Linked DNA regions of Mus musculus: region 1 is linked to region 2. A link is a loop called in an ENCODE intact Hi-C map of the cell type or tissue named here. Cell type or tissue: left cerebral cortex. All regions are shown on one strand. Each heading gives the region's core, and the rest is flanking DNA. Links, peaks and the distances in the headings are about the cores only.

Region 1 (2,920 bases), core at 225-2,724, 1.4 Mb before region 2:
AGCCAGCATCCTGACTAGGTGGCTCCAAAGCCAACTTCTCAGCCTCTTACCGTTTAGGTTCTGTAGTTGAGAAAAGCAGGAAACGACTTTTAAGCTTCTGCAAAGCTGTCTTCCTCCCTCGTGCCATCTCAGTTCAGTCAGGTGTTGAAACCAGAAGAAATGAGGTGGTTTTTAGCTTTGTTCCATGTTTTCCCAGTAGAGGGCAGCAGTTGCCTTTAGAGGACCCCAAGGGAAGGTTAGGCGTGTGGAAGCCGCAGCCCTGGAGCAGAAGCTGACTGAGGTAATCCGGTTAGTCAGGTGGCTGCTCTTTTATAGGACAGGTAATTGAAGGGTGATGATCTAAGTACTTGCCACTTTTATTTTGAATTAAAGATTTTAAATCTGTGTTACATTTTCTTTAACAAATCAAAGAAATGTAATAGACGCAATTCATGTGAAAACCAAGAGTCTTAAGTTTGGGAGATAGATTGGAGTGCTTCCAGGATTTCGTGATTCAATTAATACAGTTTAGTAGTATCAGGCTATTTTCAGGCAGTTCTTTGGTTTCCGAGACACCTTAGTGCTGGGTGAACAGAGGCAGAAGGGACTCCAAGTGTGTGCTAACTAACTCCGAAGGAGGAGGAGAAGTGAGCCAGACTCGATTCCAGCTGCCACGTGCGCTAAGCATTGTGACAGGAAGCAACCTTGGAAGAGAGGGTTTATTTCAGCTTATACGTCCGGGTAACGGTCTATCTCTGAGGGAAGTCAGGGCAGGAATTGAAATAGAAACCGTAAGGAAACACTGCTTACTGGGTTACCTGGATCATGTTCAGCCAGCTTGTTTCTTACACAGTCCAGGTCCACTGCCTTCATCCATGTGCCCAGGGATGGTGCTGCCCAGAGTGGGCGGGCCTCCCCATGTCAATCATCAGTGACGACCGTTTCGCTCAGACATGGCCACAGGTGAGTCTGAAGGCAATGATTTAGTTGAGGCTTCCTCTTTTCAGGTGATTCTAGGTTGTGTAACGTTGACAACAGAGGTATCTGGGATACGCAGGTGCATCAGATAGGCTCGGGGCTGCAGTCCTCTTAACTCGTGTGTTTCTTAACTCTCCTCCTACAGAAGCAACTGCGTGTGTTGGTGTACCATTGAGGGACCACATGCTCCTAGAGAGGATGGTGGAGGTGTTACCTCTCATAAATGTTAGGGCTACTGTTCGGCAGGTACAGTGTCTGGGGCAGGTCTTCCGGGGACAGCGAAGACGCAGAGACTCTCATTCCTTCTTAAGTGTAAGGTCAGTTTAAAAGACTTCCTTTGGTGGGAGCAGTGCCTTCTCCCACTAGGGGGCGCTGTCAGAATAGTTCATTTCAGTCCTGACCCTCGGAATCGCTGACTGTTGTATAAAAACAATCTCGCTGCTGTCGATTGTGTCCTTTTGCTCAGTATTTGTGCTGCGTGTGAATTTGACAGAGGTGAGGGCAGAGGCAGCAGCAGGGCAAAAGCATCACAGAATATTACTTTCCGTGCAGACGACCAAGCAAGAGAAAACAAAACAACCCCCAAACATTTTATTGTTAAATTTTTCCCCTCTCCCTGGGTTTGCTATGCTGTGTGTTTTTTGTTTGGTTGGTTTTTTTGTTTGTTTTTCTCTGATCCTCACTTGGAGGGAAAGCCTGTGCCTTTTAGATTGAGGTGACTTTTCAAGACACTGAGCTTTGTTAGGTATGGGAGGTTTGGGGATCCATTTTGGAGATTTGGAAACAGCGATAAGAATTCTGAAGTAAGAGACGCTGGTTTTAAACTGCCAAGAACTGTCAGCATTCTGTCCTGGAAACACTTGGGCGGAATCATTGGCTGTGTTGCACGGCAGCCACGTGCTTGAGGGCGGTATGTTCGTGTGCAGTCAGCGCTTCCCGTTTGCCTTTGACAGACTTGCTCAGCTTTCCCAAGGATTTGTATGTACATGGCTGTGTTTTCCAGGATAGGCTGCGTATGTTTGCTGATGGAGAGCCTTTATCCCTGCTTGCATCCCACCTCCCGCCCACAGTTCGCCAGCCTCTGTACCTGACTCCCAGTTCACAGCTTCCTACTTGGAATCTTCGTGCTGCTTCCAGGATGAGACCTGCAGCACAGGGAGGGCAGGGCCGCGAATGGTTCCTTCATCCCTCTGGGCTCTGTTTCCACCGTGCCCACCTCAGCCACTGGTGGGTTTATTGCCTTACAGAGTTTGGCACCGGGAAATAGAACCTGGGAAATTCGCACGTGTTTCCCACGAGGGCTCTCTGCTGGTCCTCTCCCTGGTTCAGAAAGCTGCCCCTCAACCAAGCTGCACTTTAACGCGCAGTGTCTTCACGCGGTCATGTTTTGTTTGGACATTTGCATGGCAGCAGGAGGTCGTAGTTGGAAGGTCTGGAGAAAAGGACTAGCTGGGGGGAGAAGCTGAATGTTGGCTGGGTTTTGGGGGTAGGAACCCATCCCCTTTCCAGCCTGAGCTTTTTGCTTCCCAACCTCTAGAACTGTAACAGGCTTCTGGCTTTAGCTTCTGCACAGCCATGCCTTCCCCACCACGAATGAAGGACCGTGTCCCCGTTAACTGTGATCCAAAAATCGATCCCTCTCTCCACAGTTGTTTCTGTCAGGTGTTTTGTTAACGAAGACAAAAGCCACTCACTATTGCTGTAGCTCCAGGGTGGCTGGGTGAGGCTTTCTCATGTCTCCCGAAGCCCCAGCTGCTCCATGGTCTTAGTCTGTACCACCCTGGCCCTGTGACTGCAGCTCCATGGCCCTGTGACCCCGAGACCCCGGTTCTGTCATACTCTGTGTCAAGCTGAGTTCCCGCCCTTCGACTTTGCCGCGGTGCAGCCTCTGAGTCCCGTGGGCTTAGGAGCAGTGAGTGATCTGTTAGTTCCTGTGTAGACTGTGCTCAGCACTGTCCCTGCA
Region 2 (2,920 bases), core at 263-2,762:
GGTGAATCCTCCAATGCATCGCTCCATGTACCTGAGATAATTAGTTCATTATGAAGCCCATAGCAGAAAGTCACCAGGTATTTGCTTAGTTAGGTAACATCACCAGCAGACAGCGGAGGAGAACACAGGTTTCCTCTTGATAATTCTCTGGCTGTTTCCTCAACAGTATAAACCCTCCCTGCCTGCAGCCTTTCCTGACTTGAGTCAAAACATTACTCAGATGGTGGCTGTTGTCAGCAGGATCATAATCACAACCCTCTGAGCCAAACACCAGGAGGTTAATAAAAGCTGTTTTTGGTGAGAAAACATCATGTTGTTCTTTGTCTACCAAATTTCTTAGCAGACCTCAAGAGCTCTCACTAGATGAAGACTATAAAGAAGATTTCTATTTGTAATGCAGTTGTCTCATAACTAGACTTTTTGTTAGTCCTGTGGTCTGAGGAATAGACTGATAAGAGAACATTCCTAAAGATGCTTTTACTGGATTTGCTGTTCTTGACATACACTGAACCTGTTTGTATTAATGACAGGAGGGAAAAAAGTCTTGTTTCCTCTGCCTGTTACCTTTTTCAGCTTATTGCAACTGTCAAACTTAAGATAATGAATATTTTCTAAGTTAGAGGGGTAGAAAAATCCCTACAGCTGTGGATGCTGCTTGTATGATTCAGTGCAATATCTCTTCCACTAAAACAATACACCTGACTTTGTTGAGCATCCTTTATTGTCACACAGAACAAACTCACATACCTTCACCGGGTGAACGAACAGTAGATTCTTCTGAGATTGGCCCAGTTTGACGTTGATAGAGTGCCACAATGATAGGATTTCGATTGGTTAGTGTCTGTGATGACAAAAGATAAAGGCTAAAGACATTGAGAAGGAGCAGAGAAGTAAGAGAGAGAGAGAGAGAGAGAGAGAGAGAGAGAGAGAGAGAGAGAGAGAGAGAGAAAGAAAGAAAGAAAGAAAGAAAGAAAGAAAGAAGGAAAGAAAGAAAGGAGAGAGGGAGGCAGGGAGGGAGGGAGGGAGGGAGAAAGGAAGACTGATTCACGACACAGATTGCCCTGTTTGCATTGATTGTTAAGCATAGCTGCCATTTTTTAAATGTATAATCCCATCGCACAGGAAGTGATGATTCTGGCATATTATACTATGATTCTAGCATAGCAATAACCTGAACACATACCCAAATTAAAATAAAACAAAACATGCCTATATCCTTCATCTTCCTTACTTTTAGAAACTCAGTTTAAATTTCAAACTGTTTACTCAATAGGCTGTATTTTCGCTGCAAGAAGAGCCTAAGTGATCTTTTTCTCTACACCTGCAATGATTATGAAGCCTAACAGCGGTAGCTCAAAATAGGTAGAATAAATAGAGTTTCTTGAGCCTCTCGGACCCTCTATATTTAATCTTAAGCAACCTGTACAAAAGAACTGTCACCTGCCACACAAGCCACACTCAAACTGGATCAGATTACCCTGATATTCTTGCTCTCTAACAAGGTGTCACGGTCTATGCGTTGCTGCCCTCTGCTGGTAATATGTGAAGCAGCAAAAAGAAAATGGGGAAAGGTGTTTATCTTACAAAAAGTTTGTACAGACATTTATATGGAAAATAAATATCGATACTGGCTAACATTTTAAGGACTCTAGGAGCGGAATGGGTTTGCAACCCCATAGGAAGAACAACAATATCAACGAACCAGAACCCCCATAGCTCCCAGGGACTAAACCACCAACCAAAGAGTACGGGGTGGGGGTGGGGGGCACCCATGGCTCCAGCTGGATATGTAGCAGAGGATTGCCTTATCTGGCATCACTGAGAGGGGGGCCCCTAGGTCCTGTGGAGGTTTGATGGCCCAGGATAGGGGAACACTAGGTCACTCAGGCAGGAGTGGGTGGGTAGGTGGGGGAGCACCCTTACAGAAGCAGGGAATAGGGGGCTTGTGAACAGAAAACTGGGAAGGGGGATAACATTTGAAATGTAAATAAATAAAATAGTCAATTAAAAATGAAAAAATATTCTTCATTTTACAGGTGTTTGCAATAGTGCAGTTCTTATGTAGCAGTATACTGGAAAAATTAATGTAATAATTAATATTTTGTCGATATATCAAAATGTTTGACACTTTATATTGTCATGTTAAATTTTAGAATTTATGTAATTTATTTTGAGGGAATGTCACAAGCAAAGCAAAGATTATATCTTCATAATATTCCCAGAATATACTGATATATTGCATTTAACTGTATTTTCGTACTAGAGTTGCTGTAATTAAGTTGTTGGTTAGACACTCATAAAATTTAGTCATAATTGCAATAATTTCTCTTTGGCATTCCTTATAACTACAAGGTAAAATAAATCTGTGAAATTTTGCTCTTATATAAAGTGTCCATTAGAGGACATTTAAAATATTATTAAATGAATTATCTTTCCTCAGTGTTACTGAATTAATATAGATAAAGAATGAATTGGTAGGGTTAATTTTTACATGAAGAATACAAAATTAAACGGTAGGAAATCACAATGGTCTTAGTGGAATTTTAGTCACTATATTAATTATTTGTAATAAAACCAAATTAATCTCGGAAGACTCTTAACACACTTAATTTCAACTAAGAAAATACCTTTGTTCAAATGCATACAAGAAATTCTTTCAAAAGTCCAACTAATTGGTAGTGACTATAAGTGTATAGAGTCCATAGTCTTAAGTTTGAGGCATAGCACCTTAGAGTAGGAGTCTAAGCCATTTGATTCAGGAGCTGTGATGTATATTTAATACACACACACACACACACACACACACACACACACACACACACCAGGTCAAAAATTTGAATTTATGTTTAAACTACTTTTGATTCTTTTGTAATTGTCCTTTTTATTTCCTCAGATGAAGGGATAGGAAAAGAACTGTACC

What was found. Peaks named below come from ENCODE experiments on the same cell type or tissue, not always from the same donor. Only the 100,000 strongest peaks of a DNase experiment are listed, where the experiment ranks them.
Region 1: it touches region 2 in a loop (7-fold over the local background); 16 of 42 quality-filtered maps call a loop at or near these places.

The regions. Positions count from the first base shown.
Region 1 is chr2:68,348,121-68,351,040 of GRCm38, reverse strand. The region is part of intron 10 of Stk39 (serine/threonine kinase 39); the gene reads left to right. Among named protein-coding and RNA genes, the nearest start is that of Stk39, 120 kb to the left of the region's middle. In left cerebral cortex, for the core only: a CTCF peak has its summit at 1,312 (motif pointing right); DNase peaks (open chromatin) are centred at 673, 876, 1,321 and 1,900; H3K4me3 peaks cover 1,282 bases; H3K27ac peaks cover 1,358 bases.
Region 2 is chr2:66,960,902-66,963,821 of GRCm38, reverse strand. No RefSeq gene overlaps it. Among named protein-coding and RNA genes, the nearest start is that of Scn7a, 180 kb to the right of the region's middle. In left cerebral cortex, for the core only: a CTCF peak has its summit at 1,524 (motif pointing left); a DNase peak (open chromatin) is centred at 1,520.